Linked DNA regions of Homo sapiens: region 2 is linked to region 1. The links are chromatin loops, found by intact Hi-C in ENCODE. Cell type or tissue: dorsolateral prefrontal cortex. All regions are shown on one strand. Each heading gives the region's core, and the rest is flanking DNA. Links, peaks and the distances in the headings are about the cores only.

Region 1 (5,367 bases), core at 260-5,259:
GAGGGGCCCCCATGCCCAGGCAGAGGCACGGCCTCCAAGGGCAGAAAGGTTTTGAGGTGGAGGAGAGGCAGGAGAGCCACAACCGGGGGCGGTGGGCCCTCTGCAAGCAGCCGCCTCTGCAGGCCCTGCCTCTTCACGGTGGCCACGCCTTTCAGGGGATGCTGACTGCTGTACGCTGTGTGGAGGAATGACTTAGGGCCAGACGCGCTTAGTGTTTTTCATCAAAGAATTTAACTGAAATATTGCTATTTAAAATTGTTACTTGAATTTACCAAGTTCCTAAATCTATATGAAGTAAATTTACTCCCTTGTATAGAGGCATTTTACTAAAGTCAGTGTAAAAAATGTATTTGATGTAACTCCCAGCTATTCCAGTGGGATGTATCATGTATCATTTAATATTATCTTTGCTAGAAGTTGTCGTTTGTAAATAATGGTGACGTAGTCCGTGTAGTGACTTCTAATGGTAAGGATGTAGTGACCAACTGCAGGCTTCCCCTTGAAACTCATCTAGGATGAGAGATGGGTCTCCCTAGGTGTGTGACGTGGACAGGTGCTGTTAGGTCAATGAGGTCTCGGTCATGTAAGCTTGGGAAGCGCTGTTAACGTTAAACAGGTTTCGTTACTGCAGGGCTTCTCACAGGCTTGAGTGCACTTGGAGGAATTGCTGAGCCGGGGGTAAAACCAACTCACTTGACCTGGGACTCTTTCTGCCGCACCTGTGGCACCAGTGTCCCGGGGAACACACTTTAGGCAATGCTGCTCCAGACCCCCCCCCACGCCCTTACTGTAGAACAAGAAAACACAGTTAGTCCAAAATAGAATGAAAGTAAGGTAAAAAGACTTAAAAGACTGCCTCTTTGACATCATTAGTGTAAACATTTTGTGTCTGTTTTTATTTTTATTTTTTTGAGACGGAATCTCACTCTGTTGCCCAGGCTGGAGTGCAGTGGTGTGATCTCAGCTCACTGCAAGCTCCACCTCCTGGGTTCACACCATTTTCCTGCCTCAGCCTCCCGAGTAGCTGGGACTACAGGTGCCCGCCACCACGCCCGGTTAATTTTTTGTATTTTTAGTAGAGACAGGGTTTCACCATGTTAGCCAGGATGGTCTCAATCTCCTGACCTCGTGATCCACCTGCCTCGGCCTCCCAAAGTGCTGGGATTACAGGCGTGAGCCACCGCGCCCGGCCTCGTGTCTATTTTTATAGATTTTTTTCTTTGTACAAATTTAACTACATAAAGTTTTAAACAAAATGCAGTCATATTCTACAGGGTATTTTGTAACATTCTCTTAAAGTCATTCATTCAGCAGACATTTGCCCCAGGTATGGTGTGTAAACTAATCCCTTAGAGGGATGTAGTAGAATTGAACCCAACCTAACCCTTTAGGGTTCCCAGATTGTTTGGTCTCAGGACCCCTGTGCTCAAAAATTACCATGGACTTTAAAGAGCTTGTGGTTATGTGTTTTTGTTTGTTTGTATTTTCGAGACAGAGTTTTGCTCTTATCAGGCTGGAGTGAAGTGGCGTGATCTCAGCTCACTGCAACCTCCCCCCCTCCACCCCCCCTGCCCTGGGTTCAAACGATTCTCCTGCCTCAGCCTCTGGAGTAGCTGGGATTACAGGTGCCCACCACCATGGACAGCTAATTTTTGTATTTTTAGTAGAGACAGGATTTGGCCATGTTGGCCAGGCTGGTCTTGAACTCCTGACCTCAAGCGATCCACCTGCCTTGGCCTCCCAAAATGTTAAGATTACAGGCTTGAGCCACCGTGCTCAGCCATATGTGGGTTTTATCTATGGATATTTATTAGAAATAAAAAGTGAGAACCTATTAAATAATGTAATTATTAAATTATTTAAAATAGCAATGATAAACCCATTGCATGGTGACTTAAATAACTTTTTTTTTTTTTTTTTTTTGAGACAGAGTCTTGCTCTGTAACCCAGGCTGGAGTGCAGTGGCACAATCTTGGCTCACTGCAACCTCCGCCTCCTGGGTTCAAGCGATTCTCCTGCCTCAGCCTCCTGAGTAGCTGGGACTATAGGCGCGCACCACCACACCTGGTTAATTTTTGTATTTTTAGTAGAGATGGGGTTTCACCATGTTGGCCAGGCCGATCTTGAACTCCTGACCTCAGGTGATCCACTTGCCTCGGCCTCCCAAAGTGCTGGGATTGCAGGTGTGAGCCATTGTGCCCAACCTAAATAACACATTTTTAGTGAAAATTAACTGTTTTCCAAAAACCAGAAACAACTTAGTAAGAAGACTGGCATTTTAAGTTTTTGCTAATCTCATTAATGTCCAACTTAAGAGAAAACAGCTAGATTCTGCATTGTCTGTTATCTGTTTGAAGTAGATGAAGAAAACTGAGCTTCACACAGATATAGTTGGGAAAGAGAGAGCTTTGGGGATTCCTCCCTGCCCCCGCAGGAGTCCTTAGATCACGCTCTGATAACTGCTGCTCTAGGGCAGTCATTGATGTCAAGATACAACTAGGGGACATGTCACCAGTAATTTGCTTCTAAATAATAGTTGAAGTAACAAAGCAAAGCTTACTAGTGATTTACTTGCTTAAAAACGAAATGAGAGTTAGTTCAACTTTTTCCTGGAATTATGTCTCTTCATAGTTTACATTGCCCCTTGCTTTCTTTTCTTTTTTTTCTTTTTGAGAGGAGTCTTGCTCTGTCTCCCAGGCTGGAGTACTATGGCGCGATCTCGGCTCACTGCAACCTCTGCTTCCCAGGTTCAAGTGATTCTCCTGCCTCACTCCCGAGTAGCTGGGATTACAGGCATGCACTAGCACGCCCAGCTAAGTTTTGTATTTTTAGTAGAGACGGGGTTTCACTGTGTTAGCTAGGCTGTTCTGGAACTCCTGACCTCGTGATCTCCTGCTTCGGCCTCCCAAAGTGCTGGGATTACAGGCATAAGCCACTGTGCCCGGCCTTTCTTTTTTTAAGACAGGGTCTCACTCCATCGCCCAGGCTGTAATGCAGTGGCATAAACTCGGCTCACTGCAGCCTTGACTTTCCGAACTCAGGTGATCCTTTCACTTCAGCTTCCTGAATAGCTGGGACTACATGCCTGCCTGAAATTTTGTATTTTTTGTAGAGACGGGATTTCACTGTGTTGCCCAGGCTGGTCTCAAAATCCTGGGCTCAAGTGATCCGCCCACCTTGGCCTCCTAAAGTGCTGGGATGATTGGTGTGAGCCACAGCTCCTGCCACTCCTTGCTTTCTTAAGTGGAGAAGCTGGGTGGAGTTCATTATTGAACTCCATATGGCCTGGAATTGCCCATAACATAGAGCACCTGCTGCTGCTCCCAGGGAGGCCCTCACAGGTGGACAGGTGGTGTCCATTCCCATGTGCAGTCAGGATCTGCGTGCTTGTGGATTATTACCCTCGCCTTTTTTTTTTTTTTTTTTTTGAGATGGAGTCTCTCTCTGTCGCCAGGCTGGAGTGCAGTGGCATGATCTCAGCTCACTGCAACTTCTGCCTCCCGGGTTCATGCCATTCTCCTGCCTCAGCCTCCTGAGTAGCTGGGACTACAGGCGCCCGCCACCACGCCCGGCTAATTTTTTTGTATTTTTAGTAGAGACGAGGTTTCACCATGTTGGCCAGGCTGGCCTCGATCTCTTGACCTCGTGATCCGCCCGCCTCAGCCTCCCAAAGTGCTGGGATTACAGGCGTGAGCCACCGTACCCGGCCCCTCGCCTTTAATAAGGGAAAGGCAAGAATAGGTACAAAAATATAAGTAAACGTTAAAATCAGGTTTATTTGGGCTTATTCTTTGGTAGTGTATCCTTTCACCATATTAATATTTTCCTGAGGTCTAGAAAAAGATCAAGGCTTTAACAAAAGTTCAGTAGTTGAAAAAGATTACCACTTTCGTTTTTCCTCACAAGATGGCCTTTTTGAGACCTTTAAATGGCTGATGTCATTGTAAAACACTTTTTAAAAAAAATTTAATTTTATTTAATTTTTTTTAAGATGGAGTCTTGCTCTGTTGCCCAGGCTGGAGTGCAGTGGTGTGATCTTGCTCACTGCAGCCTTCACCTCCTGGGTTCAAGCAATTCTTGTGCCTCGGCCTCCCAAGTAGCTGGGATTACAGGCATATACCACCACACCCAGCTAATTTTTGTATTTTTAGTAGAGACGGGATTTCACCATGTTGGCCAGACTGGTCTCGAACTCCTGACTTCAAGTTATCTGCCCACATTGGCCTCCCAAAGTGCTGGGATTGCAGGCGTGAGCCACTGCGCCCGGCCGTAAAACATTTTTATAACTACCACGATAAAAGACCTTTGTGCTACTGTTTGCTTTATTTTTATGAAAAATCTTTTCAGCTTTTCTCAGAATCTGGTTTTACCCATGGAATATCTGTGCGTGGGCCTGTACCTGGGCTGTCTGCCTTGATGGGAGAGGTTGAGAGCTGCTGTTTTGGGTGGTTTGTTGGTTTGTTTTGGTATTATCCTTGATTACCAATGATCTGGTTTTTGCCTAGACTATATCCCATAAATCCAGTTTCCCCTTGAGAGGTTATCTAATCCTTTCCTCCCTTTTATGATAGAATCCTTTGCTTTTAGAATCTGGCAGCGTGCCTTCCCACTTAAGTAAGCTCTGTTTGCTTGTATATTATTTTTGCATTAGAATGTTAAGTACTTTTAGCTGGGCGTGGTGGCTTATGCCTGTAATCCCAGCACTTTGGGAGGCTGAGGCAGGAGGATCACTTGAGCCAGGAGTTTGAGACCAGCCTGGACAACATAGCGAAACCTTGTCTCTACAAAAAATAAAAAATTACCTAAGTGTGGTGGCAGGTGCCTGTGGCCCCAGTTACTTGAGATGCTTAGGTGGGAGGATCATTTGAGCCCTGGAGCTTGAGGCTGCAGTGAGCCCTGATTGTGTCACTGCACTCCAGCCTGGGCGACAAAGTGAGACTCTGTCTCAAAAAAAAAAAAAAAAAAATCTAAGAAAATCAGCTCCTTAATTATATGGCTAGAATTCTAGAAATGGAAGGAGCTTGAGAAATCATTTAGCCCAGGCAGCCCATTTTACCAAAGAGGAAACAAGTGAAGTTGCCATTGTCGTCAGTGTGATATTTTCGTAGTTCAGAATAGGGAAAGTAGAATGAACAGTGGGATCTGGTCTGGGGTGTCTTTAACCCTGTTTCCCTATAATAGAAAATATTCAGAAAGCATACATTTGGGTGAGTCTGTACCTCTCTCATGTACAGTTGAGTCAGGAAAGTAGATTATAAAATTAGAGTGGAGTTTAAAAAATCTGGATGGATAGTACATCCTGTTAACAAAGTCACATTATTTGAAAATTTGTAGCACTTTTTAATGTGAACATCTCAGAAATTTGCA
Region 2 (5,367 bases), core at 64-5,063, 73 kb after region 1:
TCTCACTCTGTCGCCCAGGCTGGAGTGCAATGGTGTCATCTTGGCTAACTGCAGCATCCACCTCCTGAGTTCAAGCGATTCTCCTGCCTCAGCCTCCCGAATAGCTGGGATTACAGGGACCTGCCACAACGCCCGGTTAATTTTTGTATTTTTAGTAGAGACGGGCTTTCACCCTGTTGGCCAGGCTGGTCTCAAACTCCTGACCTCAGGTGATCCACCCGTCTTGGCCTCCCAAAGTGCTGGGATTACAGGCGTGAGCCACTGCGCCCAGCCGTTTCTTGAAAGCAACTCTCGCTTGCTTCTGTCGTTGGTCCTTACGAGAGCCATGTAGGTTTGGGGTGAGCCGGCAGGGCATCCAGTGTGCCCCGCCACGCTGGGCCCCACTGCCCCTACTTAATATTTCTGGTTGGGCCTCTTTTGCAGTTCAAGAATCACTGGTGTCCGAGGAGATCGTGCACGACCTGGATACCTGTGAGGTCACGGTGGAGGGAGAGGAGCTGAACCACGAGCAGGAGAGCCTGGAGGTGGACATGGCCCGCCTGCAGCAGAAGGGCATTGAAGTGAGCAGCTCTGAACTGGGCATGACCTTCACAGGTAAGGGGAGCGCTGCAGCCACGCAGGTGGGCCAGGCTGCAAGAGGGGACTTTGAGAGCTCTTGGCTGGCTGCTGCCTGCCATCTGAGAATGTTGAGTTATCTTAGAGGGAGATGGGGAAGGAGCACGTTCGCTGGGATCATTGTTGGCTGCACGCATACTCCTGTCTCCTGGACAGGTACCGGATGTGTAGCCACTACTCTCTAAAGGGGGAGGGTTGAGGCGTGGGATGACACGTCCCCCACAGAGGGAAGAATGCCCCTGTGCACATTGCATTTATTCCCATGGCTAGAAAGCCAACTTGTGTGACCCCTTGGCCTAGCTAACCTGGGTGTCTAATTGAGCCTGCCTGTGCTGACGGCTGCAGCCCTGCCCATGCTCCTGCCCTAAGCCACCCGGCAATCTTCCCCCTTTCAACCCCTGCAGGCGTGGACACCATGGCCAGCTACGAGGAGGTTTTGCACCTGCTGCGCTATCGGAACTGGCATGCCAGGTCCTTGCTTGACCGGAAGTTTAAGCTCATCTGCTCAGAGCTGAATGGCCGCTACATCAGCAACGAATTTAAGGTGGAGGTGAGTACAAGGCTCCCACTGAGCAGGGCCAATAGCAGCAGTGAGTGAGGGCGCTGATTTGCAGCCCTAATATTCACAAACGCCAACCTCAGAGCATTCATGATGGCAGCTATACAGGCTCATTCTAGGGGGTCGCCTTTCCAGCCTGGGGCCTGCTGCAGGTTACACCTGGGCTTGTTGGAGTGACAAGTTGTGTTTGGGGTGAGCTGGGGTGGGGGGTGCTCCCCTTTCCCTGGCTGCCTCAGCCTGAGTTGGAGCCTAAGGAACTTTGCAGGGAGGTGACAAAGAGCAAGTGGCAGTTAATGCCTCTGGGGCTTCTTGAGATTTCCCATGAGAGAAACAGGAGGATGTGGTTTTATTTATTTATTTATTTTTAGAGACGAGGTCTCACTATGTTGCCCAGGCTGGTCTTGTCCCCCCAGGTTCAAGCAATCCACTTGCCTTGGCCTCCAAAAGTGCTAGGATTACAGGCGTGAGCCACTGTGCCCAGCCAAAGACACTGTTTTAGAAAGAGCAGCATCCAGGGAACCAAAAGTTCTCTGCATCTGTGCCAGGTCACTGGCCCTCCTGTGAATGAAGTCGAGTCCTCGGCCCAGGTTGAGAGGGGCTCACGCAGGGACCCGCACGGGCAGGACCAGTGCTGCTGAGGCTGGCGCTGGTGACTCACAGGCCACACAGGCTAGAGGGTAGCTCCTCCTGCTCTGAGGTCGTCTACAGACCTATCCAGCAGCTGCTTCATCGCTCAGGCTCTCTGTGGCCTGGAGAAAATTGACCCAAAGTTACTCTTAGCAATGGAATATCACCATGAACTCAAGAGCAGAATGCTAAATTCGGTGCCTGTTTTGTTTGAGTCAAAGGGTAAGAGATATGAAAGGAAATCCATGGCAGTGATTGGTGCTGTCTTTCACACGGCTGTGATTTGAGGAAAAAGGTCTACGCCAGTGCTTCCCAAACGACCCATGGGGAAGGACCATCGGCTTCTTTTTCTGCTCTTGTTTTGGGCATAATCTTTTATAAAATGCAATAAAAATGGATTGCAGCCAGGTGCGTGGTGCTTGCCTGTAGTCCCAGCTACTTGAGAGGCTGAGGTGGGAGGATTACTTGAGCAGGGAAGTTCCAGGCTGCAGTGAGCCGTGATCATGCTTGTGAATAGCTACTGCGCTCCAGCCCGGGCAACACAGCAAGACCCAGTCTCAACAAATACTAATAAGTAGAAAAGTGATACATTTCTGGAATGTGTGAGAATATTAGATTGTTATAGCAGTTTCTAAGTGCTTATTACTCTTTTTTGTTTGGTTTTTGTTTCTTTTTCTTTGTTTTTGTTTTTTAAGTGCTTACTCTTGATTTTTTTTTCTGTCCTTTTCCCGTAGCTCCGTTTGCCCCCAGCTGCGGTCCAGGAGCCACTCTGAGTGGCACTGGTCATGCCAGCTGCGGGACTCCACTGTCACCTCTTGGACAGGCTCAGGATGCCTGTCTCCAGCGATCCTCTCTTTCTCTGCTATAGGTGAATGTAATCCACACGGCCAACCCCATGGAACACGCCAACCACATGGCTGCCCAGCCACAGTTCGTGCACCCGGAACACCGCTCCTTTGTTGACCTGTCAGGCCACAACCTGGCCAACCCCCACCCGTTCGCAGGTAGGACATGGGGAGGGAGACCAAGCGGAGATGCTCCATGCCGTCCGCCCTGCCCCCACCCCACCGTGGGCACAGCCTCCTGCTCAGCATGACCGCCGGTCTTTCCCTGTCCCAATTATTCCCCATCACACACAAGGAAACTAAAGCCCTCGAAGAGGGCAGATGATGTCACCCGCAGCCATGGAGCAGGACGTGGCCGAGCCAGGTTGGAGGCCCATGGCGAGCTTTTCCTGGTATTTCCTCCTGGCCTGTGGGTTCAGCTGAAGCGTGCTGTCCAGCCCGTTTTGACCAGGCACAGCCGAGGAGGTCAAGGGCACAGTGGCCTTCTGGGCCGAGTGACCTCGCATCCCGCCCCCTCATTCTCCCACAGTCGTCCCCAGCACTGCGACAGTTGTGATCGTGGTGTGCGTCAGCTTCCTGGTGTTCATGATTATCCTGGGGGTATTTCGGATCCGGGCCGCACATCGGCGGACCATGCGGGATCAGGACACCGGGAAGGAGAACGAGATGGACTGGGACGACTCTGCCCTGACCATCACCGTCAACCCCATGGAGGTAGGAGTGGGCGGGCGACCTCCAGGACTGAGAGGCAGCACAGGCCAGGGCCTCCGAGAAGCCGGTACGGCGCGGCTCCTTCAGGTTCACATGCTTTCCATCGCGTCATCTGCTCAGCAAGCCTGGGGCTTAGGTGTCTTCGTGGGTAAACCGAGGCTGAGAGAGACCTTATTCAAGGCCGTTCTGCCTTAAGTGTAGAGAAGAGCCATGCCAGGGCTTGGCGCTCTTGGGTCATGGTAATCCTGAGAGAGTTCTCTGGTGGGGCAGCTGAGGTGCTGTCCCAAGCTGCTTTGTATGTGGGTGACTCCGTGGGTGCTGACTGGAGCTTTGTTTTCCCTTCACTTCTAATATAACTTCCGGTGCCGTCCTGGCTGCTCTGTCGCTGGGGAGGGAGACGCTGGGGCAAGTTCTCCTTCCTCTGTGGCTGTCGAGAGGAGAATGCCAGGTGACGGGGCTGTGGGCAGGGCCGGACTCATGTGGCCGTCACTTCTCCTTGCCAGACCTATGAGGACCAGCACAGCAGTGAGGAGGAGGAGGAAGAGGAAGAGGAAGAGGAAAGCGAGGACGGCGAAGAAGAGGATGACATCACCAGCGCCGAGTCGGAGAGCAGCGAGGAGGAGGAGGGGGAGCAGGGCGACCCCCAGAACGCAACCCGGCAGCAGCAGCTGGAGTGGGATGACTCCACCCTCAGCTACTGACCCGTGCCCCCGGCCACCTCGGTTTCTGCTTTCGAAGACTCTGCTGCCATCCGTTCTCCCAGTCCCAAGGGTCCACGATGTACAAAGTCATTTCGGCCAGTAGGTGTGCAGACCCCTCCCCGCCACGATCGTCGCTGTGCTTGGTGTGTAGGACCCTAGGCTCCCCGCCCACCCTCTGCCTGGTCGCGCTCTTCAGTCCCACGAGGAGCTGACACGTCCTCTCTGGCCGCCATCCGGCTCGCACAGGGGCCTCCCAGCGCCTCAGGCCCCGCGTTTGTGTCTGGAGTCTCCCCCCGGGGAGAGGACACTGGCCCCTCGCACTCCAGAAAAGCCATGCCAGCTGGGCTCGTTGACAAAGGGTAAAACATGCTCACTCCCACCCGGTAATCATTTTTTTCTTTTTTTAAAAAAAGTTTTTATTTTTTCCAAACTAGTGCATGTATAAATAATGGCAGGATGGGGGGTACTGTGTAGATGATTAACTGACTTTTTAATATTTTGTAAATAAATCGGATTCCTTGTGTCCTTTGTGCTAGTGTAACCCGGGACTGGAATGTAAAGTGAAGTTCGGAGCTCTGAGCACGGGCTCTTCCCGCCGGGTCCTCCCTCCCCAGACCCCAGAGGGAGAGGCCCACCCCGCCCAGCCCCGCCCCAGCCCCTGCTCAGGTCTGAGTATGGCTGGGAGTCGGGGGCCACAGGCCTCTAGCTGTGCTGCTCAAGAGACTGGATCAGGGTAGCTACAAGTGGCCGGGCCTTGCCTTTGGGATTCTACCTGTTCCTAATTTGGTGTGGGGTGCGGGGTCCCTGGCCCCTTTTCCACACTCCTCCTCCGACAGCAGCTCCCTGGGCAGTGGCCTGGTCTCACCGTGTGCAGCCTTGTGGTTTATGCTTAAATGTACATTTTCCTGCTGGTAAAAGGAGAAACTGAGAGGTGTCCTGCAGACCGGCTGACCACTCCTTTTGGAGACGGCAGGAGGCCTGAGCGATCCGTACTCAGAACGTCCAGGAGAGACGCATGGCCCGAAGTCAAAGTGCTGGAATTTTCCAAAACAGCCTGTTCTCTCCTCTCTCCTCCCCAGAGCACCCCCTGCCATCAGGGGGGTTGAAATCCCTCTCCCCCAGGAGCCCTGCTGCTTTGCTTGGTGGTAGGGCAGGAGAGCAAACAAACAGTCATGGTCTAAAACCCACATAGCACTTTGCTCTTAGTTACATGTAAAATTTTAGATTTCTAAAACAGGTGGGCAATCATTTTGAATACTGTTCTGTGACCCTGACTGCTAGTTCTGAGGACACTGGTGGCTGTGCTATG

The links. Hi-C counts contacts between places; a loop is a spot of excess contacts. Peaks named below come from ENCODE experiments on the same cell type or tissue, not always from the same donor. Only the 100,000 strongest peaks of a DNase experiment are listed, where the experiment ranks them.
Region 2: a loop joins it to region 1, with 1.8 times the contacts of the local background. A loop is called at or near these places in 1 of 110 quality-filtered maps.

Annotation. Positions count from the first base shown.
Region 1 is chr1:9,802,423-9,807,789 of GRCh38, reverse strand. The region is part of intron 1 of CLSTN1 (calsyntenin 1); the gene reads left to right. Among named protein-coding and RNA genes, the nearest start is that of CLSTN1, 19 kb to the left of the region's middle. In dorsolateral prefrontal cortex, for the core only: no CTCF peak of the experiment used is centred there; no DNase peak of the experiment used is centred there; H3K27ac peaks cover 410 bases.
Region 2 is chr1:9,729,199-9,734,565 of GRCh38, reverse strand. It overlaps CLSTN1 (calsyntenin 1), which reads left to right. Exons shown (of 19, transcript NM_001009566.3): 15 at 424-594; 16 at 1,020-1,165; 17 at 2,670-2,805; 18 at 3,176-3,360; 19 at 3,861-5,367. The coding sequence ends at 4,058. Among named protein-coding and RNA genes, the nearest start is that of PIK3CD-AS2, 44 kb to the right of the region's middle. In dorsolateral prefrontal cortex, for the core only: no CTCF peak of the experiment used is centred there; DNase peaks (open chromatin) are centred at 2,277 and 3,816; H3K27ac peaks cover 4,516 bases.